Linked DNA regions of Homo sapiens: region 2 is linked to region 1. A link is a loop called in an ENCODE intact Hi-C map of the cell type or tissue named here. Cell type or tissue: OCI-LY7. All regions are shown on one strand. Each heading gives the region's core, and the rest is flanking DNA. Links, peaks and the distances in the headings are about the cores only. Region 1 overlaps EPC1-AS1 (EPC1 antisense RNA 1). Region 2 overlaps IATPR (ITGB1 adjacent tumor promoting lncRNA).

Evidence for each region. Peaks named below come from ENCODE experiments on the same cell type or tissue, not always from the same donor. Only the 100,000 strongest peaks of a DNase experiment are listed, where the experiment ranks them.
Region 2: it touches region 1 in a loop (2.5-fold over the local background); 2 of 110 quality-filtered maps call a loop at or near these places.

Annotation. Positions count from the first base shown.
Region 1 is chr10:32,374,043-32,382,384 of GRCh38, reverse strand. EPC1-AS1 (EPC1 antisense RNA 1) reads right to left here. Exons shown (of 2, transcript NR_104163.1): 2 at 7,897-8,082. It also overlaps a transcript of EPC1 not described here. Among named protein-coding and RNA genes, the nearest start is that of EPC1-AS1, 31 kb to the right of the region's middle. RefSeq lists a silencer at 2,544-2,645 and enhancers at 3,020-3,520, 3,521-4,021. In OCI-LY7, for the core only: CTCF peaks have their summits at 4,391 and 4,607; DNase peaks (open chromatin) are centred at 2,624, 2,884, 3,554, 4,614 and 1 weaker place; H3K4me3 peaks cover 4,645 bases; H3K27ac peaks cover 3,769 bases.
Region 2 is chr10:33,102,028-33,110,369 of GRCh38, reverse strand. The region is part of intron 1 of IATPR (ITGB1 adjacent tumor promoting lncRNA); the gene reads left to right. Among named protein-coding and RNA genes, the nearest start is that of IATPR, 11 kb to the left of the region's middle. In OCI-LY7, for the core only: a CTCF peak has its summit at 3,394 (motif pointing right); DNase peaks (open chromatin) are centred at 3,393, 6,499 and 8,089; H3K4me3 peaks cover 439 bases.

The DNA of each region.
Region 1 (8,342 bases), core at 100-8,099:
TTGTTTGTACTATGAATGATCTCAGATATTTGTGTCTTATTCATATTTATTTATGAACTGAGTCATAATCAATGGCTGTAACTATGTGAGTGAAATATGGATTTTTAAAAATATAATACCAAAACCCTGTAATGTAGCTATGTAAATTCAAAATTAGCATTGAGGGGTTTTTTTTCCCCTCTACCTTCTCTGGACCTTATCATTATCAAAACCTCTAAAATCTGGAAGTTCAACGTTCTCTGTCTTAAACACGGAATTCCTTTCTGTGGCCTACAAACCTCTGCAGGATCTCTCTCCAGTCTACATTTCTGATTTCATCTGATGCACTTCTTGATGTGCTGAAACCACACTGGCCTCATTTCCCTTCCTAGAATGTGCCAAGCTTCATTCTGCCTCAGGGCCTTCGCACATGCTGTAGCCTCTTCCTAGACTGTGACTTCTCCGATATTTTTCAAATGTGTCTCCTTGTCATCCTTCAAGCCTAGGTTAAGCCCCACTCCTCTAGAGACAACTTCCTTACCACCTTGTTTATTTATTTCCCTCCCTGTTATTCTCTAACACTGTACTGTTTGTTTTTTGAGACGGAGTCTCACTCTGTCGCCCAGGCTGGAGTGAAGTGGTATGCTCTTGGCTTACTGGAACTTCCACTTCCTGGGTTCAGGTGATTCTCCTGCCTCACCTCCTGAGTAGCTGGGATTACAGGCACCTACCACCATGCCCAGCTAATTTTTGTATTTTTAGTAGAGACAGGGTTTCACCATGTTGGCCAGACTGGTCTCAAACTCCTGACCTCAAGTGATCCACCCACCTCGGCCTCCCAAAGTGCTGGGATTATAGGCGTGAGCCACTGCGCCCAGCCCTGTTTGGTTTTTTAATAGCACTTAGAATAATGTGCAATAATATACACTTGACCCTTGAACAACACAGGTTTGAGCTGTACAGGTCCACTTATACACAGATTTTGTTTCAGTAAAAGTTACACAGAGTATTCCTGCCTCTCCTGCTTCCCCTTCCACCTCCTCCACCTCTGCCGCCCCTGCCACTCCTGAGACAGGAAGACCAAACCCTCCTCTTCTTTCTCCTCCTCAGATACTCAATGTGAGGACAATGAGGAATAAAGACCTTTATGATGATCCACTTCTGCTTAATGAATAGTAAGTATATTTTCTCTTCCTTATACTTTCTTAATAACATTTTCTTTTCTCTAGTTTACTTTATTGTACAAATTCAATATAGAATACATACAACACACAAAATGTGTGTTAATTGACTGTTTATGTTATTGGTAAGGTCAATAGTAGGTTATTAGTAGTTCAGTTTTGGGAGAGTTAAAAGTTACACAGAATATTTGACAGCATGGGGGATTGGCACCCCTAACCCCCACATACTTCAAGGATCAACTGTATTTGTTCACCTGCTATTTATCTGTCTCTCCACTAGATTATGAACTCCATGAAGGAGGAAATAAACTATCTACTTGTTCACTAATATATATATAGCACCAAGCATCATACCTGGCACATTCTAAGTTCTTAAGAACTGTTTGAATAAACAGCAAAAGAATTATTTATCTTATGTATTTCTGTGATAATCTCCACCAAAACATTTCATTCTACATATTATCTTTCCCAAAACAAAAACCAAAAATCCCTCAAATTGTGTATATCATGAATATGGTCTCAAAAACTCCAAAGAAAATTATCCCATAGGAAAGCATGTAATCAGAAGTATGTGTATCTTACGAAGTGCACAGAACATCCTAATCTACAGATAATAAAGTATATGAAGGTATATACACATATGGATGTGCATATCTAGGTATTTTCTTTACCATGGCTGTTCATTAAATATATCTGACCCCAAGTCCACTCAGATTGTCTACTTCACTTGGCAGTAGAACAAACGCAGGAGACGCGGCCCAGAGAGGGGTCTAGCTCAAATGCTATCTAAATTGGCCCAGGCCCCATGGCGGTAGGCAACCTGTCTAGTGAAAGTTCAAGGAGGTCTCACTAAAAACACAGTGAGTTCTACCTCCTGGCTTATCATGGACAGGCTCTGTTTATTCCAGCTGTCCTATAATTAGCCCTTTTCACTCTCAAAGTATCCTGTGTTAGATGATAAATTCATAGTCACCCTAGCTATATCTTTCTAAGAATGTTACCTATTAAGTGCCAGGCAGGGATACCAGACCAACGTGTGTGTGTGTGTGTGCGTGTGTGCGTGTGTGTGTGTATATGTATGTGTATGTGTGTGTATATGTGCATGTGTGTGTATGTGTGTGGTGTGTGTGGGGAGGGGAAGAGGTTGTGAAGAATGTAGATAATTCCCCACCCCTTTCTTAATCCAGTTCCTTTAAACCCTGTTCTCTTCTTGGCTTGTTAGAAAATTTAGTGGGCAAAGAATTTTTACTGAATATGTTGACACATGTATGCAGTATTTGACACATTACGATCTTTGTCGACTTTTCTGACTTTACATTAGCAAACATAGTCTTGCGTCTGTTTAACGTTCATTTTTTTAAAGTCTTAGATTTTGTCTTTATTTAAAAGCCCAGTTGCAACCACCAAATACCTGACTCAGCTCACAACTAGAGACCGAGCATCAAATTTCCCAGCCCACTTAATTTGAAAGCCTGCCAAGATAGGTGAAAGACCTTATAAATATGTAAAGCAGGAAGTTCGAATTACAGTCAAGTAAATCTCTAGTGATTGATGTTCTTTTCAAAACAATTTTAAAAAACTAATAATGACCAGCACATTTCTAAGACCCTCTTACCAAAGGTTTCCCCCGAATTCAGACTCAATGGTGTACTTTCAGTACTGTATTTATTTTGGATTTTTATCACTTCCTGGAGGCCAGGAGGAGGCACAGTGGGAGGATCCTAAAAAACTCAGTACCACAGCCATTTTGTTTGTAAGGCAGAGTGGTAGAATTCTGTCAGCCAGTAAAGGTTTTTGAAACAGTTTTTAAGGGGGGCGGGGGAGGGGGAGGGAATATGCCTATTGTTTTCATTTAACCGCTAAATTCATTATTTTATTTTACTTTTTGCACACATCGTAGTTACTGTGAGTAAGAAATTATATTTTTTTTCCCAAGGAATTAAAGATCTCGGAGCTAAAGGAGTCATGAATTTTGTTCCAGGATGACTGGCTTCTCTAGGTACCTTCATGAGATCAAATCGAAAAAATATTTTGATGGACATCGTTTTTACATGGCCAGGTTTGCATGCAGAGGATCTATCGAGTGGTTGAAAAGGATCAACAATCTGCTCAAGAAAAACATGATAATGCTGTTTTAAAAAAAAAAAAACAAAAACAAAAAACAAACAAAAAAACCCCACATCCAAGAAGCCAGAGTGTTCCTTCAGATGTTAAAAGGGGCATTCCCCCGAGCTCACAGGCAGCCGTGGGTGCTATTGTCTTGCAGTGTCACTTCATAGCGAGCTTAGACTTTTGTCATTTTGGTGGCTGTGCTTTTAAAAGCCCAGTGTAAAATGGCACACACACTGCATTTTTTTCCGAGCTGCAGGAGGCGGGGGCAGCGGGGGATAGTGCAGACTGTAGGGACACTGCCCTCCCAGCCAATCAGCGCTCGCCTGCTTGCCATCGCAAAGTTGTTAACCCCAGAGTCTTCTGGCTGTGCTGCCTCCTCTGCTTTTAATCTTCTGTGGATATTTCTCCGATTTCCCCCAAAAGCCCACAGATCCTGGGGGAAGCCACCCCATTCGGCCACCGATCATGGAAGAAAGTATTACTTTTTATTTACCAAACATTTTAAAGATGTTGGAAGATCCATATGCTGCCTGGAGGCTGTTGTTTCTAGGGACACAAGTATCCAGCCTATATTGTTACAATTTTTTTTCAAGAACTGCCGTCTTCTTTGCCTGCACTAATGGTAAGTTTGTAATTTTCACCATTTATGTCAGTCTTTGAAAGAGCCACCGGCTAAAAAGGATTTTCATTGTGTTTCTTCTAACAAAACCAATCTTTGTATTTTTCTTTAGCTTTGATCTCTGCACGTTCTACCTAATCTTGCCTGGTTAATTTTTACCAAAAGAAAAAAAAATAGTTTTTTTTTTCATTGTTAAAGCTAAATGTTTATAATATAAATTATACTTTAATTACTGTGAACTACAGAGGAACTCAGATATTTCAAGATGGACTTGTTTTGTGCCAGTAATGTTGGCAATGCCAAATATGTGCATATCCTCTTTATAAAAATTATGTCTTACCTAATTTGTCCAGGACTCAATTATCAGCAGGCAAACTATGGATATAGTTTTTTTTTAAATGGACCTATTGTGGTTCTCTTGATAGATTACTTGGATACAAACTACAGAAAAGCTGCCCTTGGTATAATGAAGGTGGAGGTTGACATAACCGGGTTTATATTAAGTTATGGCTGTTACTAAATAGTGGATCTTTTATTTGCTGATCAGATCTCAACTTGTAGTCTATGATATTATTTCTTTGAAGCTCTTCATTAGATAATCTTTGCAGGTCTATCTTGTTTTTCTCCTATACGGTACATTTGGGAGACATTTTGTAATTTTTGGCATTTTTCTAATTTTTTTTCTTTTTGCACACGGTGGGAGATCTTTTTTGTTTTGCATTGATCTGTGTTGGTGGCGCTGTAGTGCTCCTCAACAATTTATGTCAGTTTCACTAAAAGAAAAAAGGAAGAAAAAAAAAGAGGTGGGGCAAGATTTGATCTATTCTCTTCTCCCTTTATTTTCTTAAAGAAAGTTCATTTTAGTCAGTGGAAGTATTCAGTTGTGTTATTTAAATGTTTTCTGTGAACTGTGAACTATGGTGAGAGCAGACATGTCGTCACAACCAGCCGAGGGAACATCAGGGACAGGCATGCAGTTTGCAGTTGTTTTATCTGATCTGATTTATCATCTCTATATCAGAATTATTCAGTAATAAGCTGTCGATTTATCCTTTTAGTAACATTTTGCATTTTCCTTATATTACAAAATTATATGTGTTAGTGTATTTTCAATTTAACCAAATGTCTGAGTTTTAGTTCCTTCAACATTGTAAAAGTTGAATTTCATTTTGAACCTAGGGATTTCTTAAATAACTATTCTAAGTTTCTCCTGAGGTTTTTCTAATAAGTAGTCATATAATAATTCCCACATTATTGTTTGTTTCATTTTGAAATGATACTTCAACTGAATTACAGATAGTCTTGTTTTAAAAATAACAAATATTTTGGAATAAGATAATTTTTTAAGAATATGTGCACAATTGCTTTTGGCTTTAAAAATTTTGATGTTCACATATCTAAATGCAGGATTATATCTTTTCCATCTTTGTTCTTATTGAGTTATCTGATTAGAGAATGTGGGATTTAGGCCCAAAGCCTCCCAAGAACAAAAATGTGTTACGATCTGACATAGGTTTTACTGGTCTCTGTAAACATTTTAGCTGTTTATGGAGATAGTAAGTGTGCCCTTAGTTCAAAAAGAAAGTGGGACGAATCAGTAATTGAACCCTAAAGCGTATTTTTTTTGGTCACATAAAATAAAAACAACTGAAATAGTACACTAGACCACTTTTCCATAAGATTGAAGAGATTATTTTTTGAAAGAGTGAACATTTCAAGAATTATTATTTAGCGTGTTTACCCACTTTGAAATACGTAAATGCTCATTTCACTTTTTAATCATTTAACAGGTTGAAGTAAAAGGATGTGTGAAAATGGCTAAAAATAGTATTTCTGATTTTTGTGTCTCTATACTCTATCTATATATCCCTTTCCTTGAACTTCAAAAATAATTATGTATTAGCCCATATTTTGTTTATACTATGCCATAAAAATGTGAAAATGTTCACTGTAACATTTTAGCTATTCATAAAATGTAAATGCCCCATCAAGGCTAGTTTTTGACATTATAGATTATTTATAGAATGAAATACTGCAGGTGTAAATATATTATCTAACCCTCTGGTTATGCTGGAGAGTTTAGTTCTCTGAAGTTGATCTACCAAATAAAATATACTTTCCAACACATGTATTGCTAAAATAGTCTGCTATTCAGAATGGCGATAATTTTTATTTTATTTAATCTCTGAAAACTAAACATGTGTATATAAGGTAGCCCCCTTTTAAAAACAAACTGATGCTCTGAAGTCCATATGGAGCTATGCAATGCTCTTTGTTCTCCTACATCATTGACTATTACATCATTGATTATGAAGTAACTATTATAGTTAAATCTTCACTTTTAAAAATCCTTCATATATATTTATATGACTGATAACATTTTATATATGACTCTTACATCACTAAGTATTTAAGGAGGTTGAAATCTATGAGGCAAAAACAGTTCACTATTTTATATTATTCTCCATTTTAAAATCCACCTTGAGCTTCATTTTAGCTCTTGATTCCTTGAACATTATTTTTTTTAATTGATAACATTTTTATAGAAATGTAGTTCATGAGCTTGGTGTGATTGTGATTAGAATTATAACAAATTTTTGGATTAAAAACCTTTATTTATTAAATTTAGCAGATAGAGAACTAACTCAGTCTTTCATGGTAACAGTTGCTAGATCATGGACAATAAAAAATTATTTTAAAAAATTCCCAAAATGTCATTTTAGTCAACAGTTACACACTTATTTCTTTCTTGAACACCATTTTATCAGATAATAGCAAGTAGCAAAATTTACTATATTGTCATATCATTTTTCTCATCCTGCCCATCCCTCTGATGGAGGGAGGGGCTAATGAGTAGTGAAATTACCAAAAAACAGGTTGCAGAAAGCAGAAAGAAATAATGCCAAAGACATGGAGAATCTGTAAATCAAATTAGAAACAATAAACCTCAGAAAAATGAACTTGAAATTAAGGAGCTCAATCAATAACAAATAAACTGAAAATTATATTAAGACAATGTAATGAACCAACACAATTTCCTAATTTATTAACTTGCATTCATTAGTATTGTTAAAGACTGAGGAAGTTTCAGGTTAGCCAAACTCATTAGATGATAGGTAATGGTAGGGTAAGGTAACAAAGGGAAGAAAGATTTAGAGATGTTAAGGTGACCAAACATAAAATGCTAAAAATATTAGCCAGGGCTAATCTAATCTACCTTGGAATGAACTTTTTTAAAAGAAGAAAATATAAAATAAAATTCTATCCTGTGAAATCACGCACAATATAGACCTGAAATTGTCTGTTTCCAATTCTACCCACTTCTCATGCATATTTACCTCTGTTATTTGCTAGATGTGTTACTACTTTCCATAAGACGATACAGATACACCACTGTCCTCCTCAGCATGGTTTTGCAAAAGAAAACAAGAGGAAAATGATACACAAAATGTGTGTTTGTGTTATGACTTTGTTTTTGATCTTTCCAAAATGATTATCAAATGGAGAATCTAAAGGGAAAGTAAAGCAGATGTATAATTTTATAAATATTTTTATGAAAAAGATAAAAGCAGATTTTATAATTGATTTGTTCAACATTTGTTTCTATTTTTATTCGGGGGTTTGTTTATTCTAGATCTTCCCCCATCTATTATGTATCATTCTGATAAGATGCTATGATGCAATATTAAGCAAAAGAGGCAAGGATTCCTGCTGTAATGGAGTCTACACTCCAATGTGGTTAGAGTTCTAAAGATACTTTAAATCTAAGGTCTTAGATGTGTGAGATTCCCAAATGAAGGCCAAATAATATTTTTAGAAAAAAAATATTTTTTTAATTTAGATCTGTTTAAATAGGATTTGACAAGTGTTCTTCCATTGAAGGACCATGATTCGGGCATCAAGTACTCACATATTGGGGTTGGGAGAGGATGTAGCCCTTAAGCTTTAGATATAACCCAAATAGATGCTACAGATGGTTGCCTAATACAAATTCCTATTGCAAAATGAGAAATGAAACTTTGATTTATTGGCTAGAGAAAAGAGATGAAGAGAGGATCACTCTGGTAGCAGGAGTTTTGGGCATGTCCCTCTGAGATCCATTTGATGAAAACATTTTTTAAAACATGGTAGGGCCTCATTTTGCACATTTTGTTCACGGTGTCATCAAATAAACATCATGGTAAATATAAACTGTGAAGATGAAGCAGGGAAATAAAATTAGTATTGAAGTATTATATTAGAACTAAAATTTTTATTTTAGAACCTTCTGTAATAATTTCTAATGGTATATATAACAGAAATTTTAAAAATAAAAACATATTTTAATTTATGAGAATAATATAATTCAACACTTAGCTAATGGTTAATTAGTTAAACATATCAGGTATGGAGCAGGAAAGTAAGACTGATGTTATTTCTATACAGATGAATTGGAGGAGAAGGAACTATTT
Region 2 (8,342 bases), core at 122-8,121, 730 kb before region 1:
CAACCACTTCTGGGTTTTTTGCAGAGCTCACAGGTGGGGGTGAAGAAAGCCTTTGGCAATGCCTGCAATAATAGCTCAATATGAGTCCTCCAAGAGGTCTTCATTAAGGGAGGCCTGAGAGGGCAGAGCCACTCAGTGCTACAGTTTGCAAAAATCCTTAGGATGTTGGCCTGTGTGGCTCCTAAAAAAAAAAAGAAAAAAAAAACCCAGCTGCAGGGGGGATTTGTTTTCATAGGGCAGCTACTTGAGGGGTTTGGTCACTGCTGCTGAACCACAACATTCTGAGTATTGGGGAAAGGATACACTTACATTCAATACGAGTGCTTCTAAGAAAATCGCACTTTTCTTATAAGCTTCCGGATAAGAATTGTGCAAGGACAGTTGTATTGCATCAAAACATGTGGTTTTCACACGCATTGCTGTGCAGATCACAGGATTTTTGCACCTGACAAGAACATCTTGGGGGGAGGACCAAGAAAGAAATTTGAACCCCTCAGCAGACTTCTCTTGATCCGCCCCTTTCACTGTTCCCATACCTTTAGACCAGCCGTGCTAGATTTTGTTAAGTAAAAATGGAGACCCTGACTGCAGAAAGCGATACAGCCATTCCAGCAAGGAAGGACAGGAATCCATTTTGTCTCTTTTAAAATACAGAGTTAATAGTAACTTCAAGATCGTTTCTGCAGCCTTTTCTGAGAGAAGCTGAAGCAAGTGCTCTTAGGGAGTGATTATTATCTGTTCTCTCGGTTGTTGTTTTGGGTACAATATGTAGTTTTCCCCTGGCAACTGGAAAATTATGTTGTGGCAGGAAGGACATCATTCTGCCTGTCTTGAAATGCTTTTCCCAAGAGATCTCAAGCTGAGGCTGTGTTGATAAAACACACATATAGAGAAAAGAAAATATCTTCCTTCCTTACTTCTTCTCTCTTTCTTATCGTTACACATCTTTGGAAGGGAATAAACTAAATATAGAAATAAAGGACAAGAAAATTGAATGAACACCTAACTTGAAATAGGCAGCTTCTGTCCATGCAGCGAGTGGGCTACATTATTGCAATTTCTATAAAACTGTTTCAGCACCAAATGGAAATTGGCCCATGTGCAGATTGGGGCAGCTTTCTGCAATTGAACCAATTGAACTTTTTCGAAATTGTACATATACGCACATCCGAAAGCTCTATACAACTGACTGTGTTGTAGCTAAGGACTGGTGAAATCCCCAAGGGAACCAGTGATACTCTTTCTAGGTCTTTCTAACTCTCAAAAGTTGTGTTTTAAACACTTTCTCACATCTTCCTACGAATGACTTCACTGTTTTATTTGTTGTGCTTACTGGTAACCAAAAATTATTTCAAGGTTCTATCCCAAACTCCCCTACATTTCTGGTGGCTTTGAAGTTACTCCAACGATTCTCTGTTCAGAAAGGTGGCTCCCACTTATCTGTGATTAGAGCATTTTGTGAACAAACGAGGCTGTAGAAATGAGTGCAGTGACGTAAATTCCTACACATGTTTTGGGCAAATAAGTTTATCTGACATAAATTGTTCTCCTTTCCTCCTCTGAGACCCTGGAACAAGCAGAGGAAAGGGTCTAGGCATTGAACTCCGGTGCACCTGTGATTAAACTTCAACTTGCCATGTCTGAGCTGTGTAACTTTAAGCAAATTGCTTACCCTTTCTGAGCGTTAGGTTCCTCATCTGTCAAATGAAGGTTCAAGTCTCATCCTTACAAGATTATTGTGAAGATTAACTGAGATGATACATATGATGCATGTGGTGTAGAACAGGTACCTGGTGCTATTGATGTTATCCTTTGGTCCATTAGTAAGAACATGTCCCAAACCCAAGCTTGTATCAAGTCCCTTAGAAGAAATTGAAAAGAAGACTCACAAGAATACAAAGGGAAGGATAGATACTGATATTAACAAAATAGGCTCGAAAAAATCCTAAAAAGTGAGTTCCCTATTTTTCTATCTACCTTCCTGGTCTCTTTCTTTACCTCCTGAATAGTTTGCATGGGTTCCCAGATGCGGACACTGGTTTAACCTCAGCAAGTTGTAACTCTCATTAAAGTGATTCAACTGTTCTGCTCTTTGCTTCCAGAATAATTAAGAATAGCAATGTCCAGATGCTCTCCTAACCAGTTCCCACATTAGCATCTTCCCCGTTCTCTGAAAAAAAAAAAAAAAAAAAAAAAAGGTGACCTTTTGACCTGATTCATTGGGAAGGCTGTTGTGAACTTCCTGGGTCAGAGTCGCCTGGGGTCAGTTACATTAATAGCCATCTAAACCTTCCTCTAAACCTTCCTGGGAATTGTAAAAACCTCCCAGATCCATGACAATAATGAGCTTTAAGCGTCCTTCTTCTCATTTCCAAAAGATTGAGGAATTTGGGCTTTACCCAGTAAGCCTGCATTGCACTTTGTCTTCTGACTCCATCAATTTATCATGCAGCATTGGATAATCCAAGAGTTTGTTAAATTCTCTATTTCTACAAAATATTTCCCATTGATTAAATTGTTCATTGAAACCAAGTCTGTCTTCAGAAAGAGTTCTACTGAGACTATATTGATCAGTCTCCAGAGTAATGAGTATATCTACTGAGCACATGCTTCATAGCTGACATGGTTCTAACAACATTCGCTAAATTCACCCTCCTAACGTTCTGTGAAGCAAGTGCTTGTGATACAGATAAGGGAAACTGAGGAATTGAAAGTCACAGAGTCACTGAATGGTGGGATGGGGAACAAACTCAGGCTGTCTGAACTCACTCTGATATCCTGCAAAGCAGTTACTAGCACAAACTCTTTCAATTGCTTATGATGGACAGTGCACTGATACTTTAGAGAAACTGAAATGAAACATGAAAAATACGGTTTTGGTTGATGTTTTTCCTAAGAAATGAGGATGAGGTTACTTCACTTTAATATTACACCTACGTTTAATTAGAATGAATGCAAAACTGATGAAAATTCTAGATTTTTCAGAAAGAAGCCTTTTTTTTCTGTTTGAGCCAAATCACTATAATGTCTATTTCCAAAAGCCAATAGTGAAAAAGTTCTCCCCAAAGTGAAGAGATCCTATAGAAATTTAAAACCATAATTAGGAACAAACCATAGCGGTCATTTCTATTTGCTGTGGCAGCTATTCAACTGCAGTATACGGATTTCATCTCCACCTAGAAAAAGTGAGTTCTAGTGTCTTACTGCTTTGAGGAAACCAGTGAGATGGGAGAGTTCCCTGACCCCCTTGTGGGACCTGCGACAGTGGGGTGGGGGGCGGCTCATTTTGCTCAGCAGAGCTTAAACCCCTTGTGGGAGGAGGAGCATGCAGGTGAGCGGGTGAAAGAGCCAGGGTGAGTGTCTTTAGGCGCCAGCAGGAACGAACCCTGTACTGGTCCACAGCAGCCTCTAGGGGTTGCCCCCGACCTCTGGAGCCCCAGAGGGCATGTGTTGCAAACAATTCTCTTTTAGTATTTGCCGTCCACGGATGGCTAAGTGTTAACCAGCTCAGTGGAGAATCACGGTGGCATACACCCTGCCCTCTTGGTACCCTGATTCTTGTCCAGCATCCAGGAAGAATCAGGTCACACGGACTTGAAGGATGGTGAATGCAGAGGTTTTACTGAGTGATGGAGGTGGCTCTTAGCGGAGGGGAGCTGGAAAGATGATGGTGCCGAAAGAAGGTGATCTTTTCCTGAAGCGCGGCTGGAGTCATGCCTTCTGAAGTTAAGCCACCTCTATCCATAGTCTCTAACACTCAGTTGCTCCTTCTCCTCTCCATGTTCAGCTGCTTGACTATCTGACAGCTGAGGTCTGGGATTTATATGGGCACAAGATGGTGGGGAAGGGACAAGGAGAACCAAAAAAGTAACATTTGGGCTGAAAAACAAGGATAACCGTTCTCATTTAGGGCCGCGGTTTCCAGGCCTGAGGGTGAGGACTTTGCCGGGGAACCACCCTCTTCTACCCAGTATTTCCCCACCTCCTGTCCATATCACTAGTATGGGAATTGTATGGAAAATTTTAAGCCTCTATTAAGTTGGCAAAGCGATTTAAAAATCAAGTCCTAAGCACTGAATTTTCCCAGGCTTTGTCTTGTTCTGGCTGACCGACTACCTGTGATCTAACAACTCTCCTTGTGAGCCACAGAAGCTCTCTATGACATTTTCAGTGAGGGTGCCTGAACCTCGGATGGATAACCAGTGCAACTAAAGATTTAAGGGCATTTCCTTTTTGTCTGTTTGTTTGTTCGTTTTGAGACAGAGTCTCACTTTGTTACCCAGGCTGGAGTGCAGTGGTGTGATCTTGGCTCACTGCAACCTCCGCCTCCCAGGTTCAAGGGATTCTCCTGCCTCACCCTCCCGAGTAGCTGGGATTACAGGCATGTGCCACTACACCTGGCTAATTTTTGTATTTTTAGGAGACACGGGATTTCACCATATTGGCCAGGCTGATCACGAAGTCCTGGCCTCCAGTGATCACCTGCCTCAGCCTTCCAAAGGGCTGAAATTATGGGTGCTTCAAGGACATTTCTGATGTGCTGAATACGCCTATGGAAGAAGGCATTCCTGGATCCTAATAAATAATGAATATTTATTTTAAATGAATTACTCATCTGCAGTGTTGAAGTTGAGCTTGAACAGTGCTAGCTATCAGTTTGTGTTCAGTAGGTTAAAAATCCCCCTCAAAATGTCCTGGTATCTTCAAGTGTGGCTATACTAGATCCATGCTTAAGGTCTGCCCTCTGTGTGCAGTCTAAGAGTGCATTGTTTTTTCTCCTCTGCTTTTAAAAGTCATGCACATGCTTTTAAAAGTACATGTAGAAAGTACGTCAAATAACAAATATTCCAGCCATAAATTCCATTTTCGATATTTAACCCATGCTGGTGAATATAAATTTAGTATTTTTCACATATATCTTGTACCATATAGTACCAGTTGTTTAACAACAATTTGATATTGTTAAATAACAGTGTATTGTGAATATTTTGTCATGTTATTAAATATTCTTCTATTTCACATTTTAATGACTGACCTATGTCCTATCACATGAACATGCCTCAATTTTATTTCACAAACCCACTATAAGTGGATGTACTTGTTATTTATTGTGTATAATAAATTAGCCCAAATTTAACAGCTTAAAGCAGCAAGCATTTATGATCTCACAGTTTCTGTGGGTCAGAAATCCAAGAACAGCTTAGCTGGGTCCTCCAGCTCAGGGTACCTCACAAGGCTGCAGTGCAGGTGCTGGCTGGGGCTGTTGTCATCTGAAGGCTCAAACCGGGAAGGATCTGCTTCTGGGTTCACTCACGTTCCATTGGCAAGCTTCAAGTCTTCACTGTCTTTTGGCTAGAGACATCAAGTCCTTGTCATGTGGGCCACCCCATAAGGCTGTTTACAACATAGGATGTGCCTTTCCTCAGATGAGGATTCCAAGAGACAGAATGTGAGAGAAGATACCCCTAATGGAAGGTGCAGTCTTTTCATATCTTCATCTTGAAAATGGCATACCATGATTTTTGCCATATTCTAGCTGGTAGACAATAGTAACTAAGGCTTGTCCACATTCAAGTGAAGAGGACCATATACCAAGGCATACATACTGGAGACAGGGATCACAGAGGACCAGCTTAAAAACAGACCACCATAGTGGGCATTGAGGTAACACATACATGCATGCACAGTTCGGACACTAATAAAAGGGAAATATTTTTCTGAGTAGCTTAGAGGAAGTGACCAGTTGAAGTTTTCAAGACCTGATGTTTCAGCCATTAAATGAAAACAGCAGAAAACTCATAATGGCATTTTTCAAGTCAGCTTGGAACCTGAGCCAGAAAAATCACCTGTCAATAGACTATTTTGTGGACATTTTCCAGTGTGGTGGTGGATTTAAAGACGTAAGTTCTGCACCACTTCACTTGTATCTTCCCCCTAAACAAAGCGTTCATCACACCAGCCAGGGGGCTCATGTCTTCATCGGGCCATCTTGGCAATGGGAGAACAGCCTGTGTAGCCTGGCATTGAGCTTTCCCATGGCCCAAATGCAGGCTTTTCCAGTCTTCTCTCTACACAGTCTGTCTGGTCCATGCCAATGATAGAGGCAGGAGGCAGAGAACTCTCCTAGGCAGACAGGGGAAGGTCCCTGGAGAACCTCCAACCTGCCAAGGTCATTGTGCACAGGGAGCTTGCCTAAACATGCCCGTGGTGAAAAATTTCATCCCTTAACACATGCACAGTAAGGGAAATAAATCAGTATGAAGTGGCTCAGACTAAGGTCCCACATGTGCACTGAAAGGACAGGGTGGCGCCTCCAGGAATTCATGCCTTATACACATAGGGAACCCAGCCCCATCACCAGATATGTAAAAGCCCTTGTAGTCAACTGTGAACGGGCTACCAAGAACCTTCTTTCAGGACCCTCTCTTTGCTGAGAGCTTTCCTTTCACTTAATAATTCTATTCCACTCATTCTCCAGTGTCCACGTGCCCAATTCTTCCTGGTCGTGAGACAAGAACCCCAACCTAACTGAGCTAAGGAGCAGAAAAACTGCACCACCAACACTAAAAACAATGTCTTAGTATTCTCTTTCTCTCCACCTATTTGTATCTTATCCATCCTCTGAGTTCATCCCAAATTAGCAAAAACCTCCATTCTACTTTATCTCTGTCACAACTCCTAAAATTGTTCCAGCAATCACTCAAGTATGTACTATGGTTAGAGGACTCCGGAACTCAGAAGACTGGAAGAGTAAGACTCCAGACAGTGAACAGAGTAACAGAAAGAGAAACAGTAATATCCACATAAACAAGAGTGGCTTATGCAGCAATGACAGCATGCCCAGTACCACCTGGGAGAGGCATTGAGCTGATAAAGCGTTTGAGAAGAGCTCATCTTAAAACAACAGGAAACGCTCAGTGAGGCTCAGGAATGAGGAAAGCAAAATATCCAAGAACGAAATATTCATGGTCAAGATGAAGCCCTAGACCTGGACTGAATCATTGATCACTAAGAGGAGCTGGCCCTGGTCACAATGGAGAAATATTGAAATATTAGATGTAAAAGAACACATATCTGAACATAACATATGTAATCAACCACATGTTTCTATGTTCTTTAATCAGATAAATGTTTGGCTCTGAGAAGAGCCAAACACTTATTTTTCTAAATTGCTAAAGTGAAAAATCTCTGTTGAATCCAAAACACTGACTCTGTTAGAAGTCATCTTCTAGGAGTCCAGGCACAGAGAAGTGAGTTACATAAATGGCCCCAGAACACCTCCATCAAGCTGTGACTCTCACTCTTCCCTGTCAGTTCCTCTGCAATGTAAATCCATCCATATGGAGGCACGACTGACTGTACATGACTGGGGAGAAGCAAACAAGGTAGCCCCTCGGTCCCTGTATTGCTTAGAAGAATAGCAACAGCTCAAGAGCTGATTAAGTGCAACTACTGCAAGCAATCATAGAAGCGTGTTGACTTCTCTTCAGTCCCTGGACGTGTAAGACCATCCAGATTTGCCTGAGGACTGCAGGATTTCTGAAGATGGCCCCCACATCTGGAAGCTCTTTTTCCTGAAGGCCTTTCAGAAACCCCCACAGCTATGGGACAGAGTTCTCCATCCTGTGTGTATTTCTTGTCTACCTTCTATTTTTATAGCACTATGTTGGGTACCATGAGAAAAGCAAAAAAGAATCAACTAGAGTCCTTGTCATAGTGCTTATCATCCCGCTGACAAAACAAAACACATTAACCTTCAAAATGAAGTGGCCCAGCCTGAGCAATGTGATGAAACCCCGTCTCTACCAAAAAAATACAAAAATTAGCTGGGTGTGGAGATGTACGCCTGTAGTCCCAGCTACTTGGGAGGCTGAGGTGGGAGAATTGCTTGAGCCTGGGAGGCAGAGGTTATAGTGAGCTGAAATCGTGCCACTGCACTCCAGCCTGGATGACAGAGTAAGACCCCACATTAAAAAAAAAAAAAATGATGTGGCATAGGCTGCAGTGTACGATTAAGTACTGAAAGAGTAGGTGATCCATCAACGGGGTGCCATGTTGTTAACCTGCACTCTAGTCTGCTGGCCACACCTCAGCGCACAATGACATGAGTCAGGATGCAGGTACACTAGGGCTAAAATCAACCCGAGGCATTTATATGTGTATAAGCAACTGAGAAAAGCAGCTAACAGAAAATGGAGGGGAGCCCAGGAATGAGGGGGAGCACCCTACCCACTTCTACCTCCCACCTATAGGATGCTAGTGCCTTGATTTCCCCTAAGTGCAGCCCTTTGTTGGGTAAGACTCTCTCATCTCTTTTCATCCCCCACCTCGTTACAGCAAAG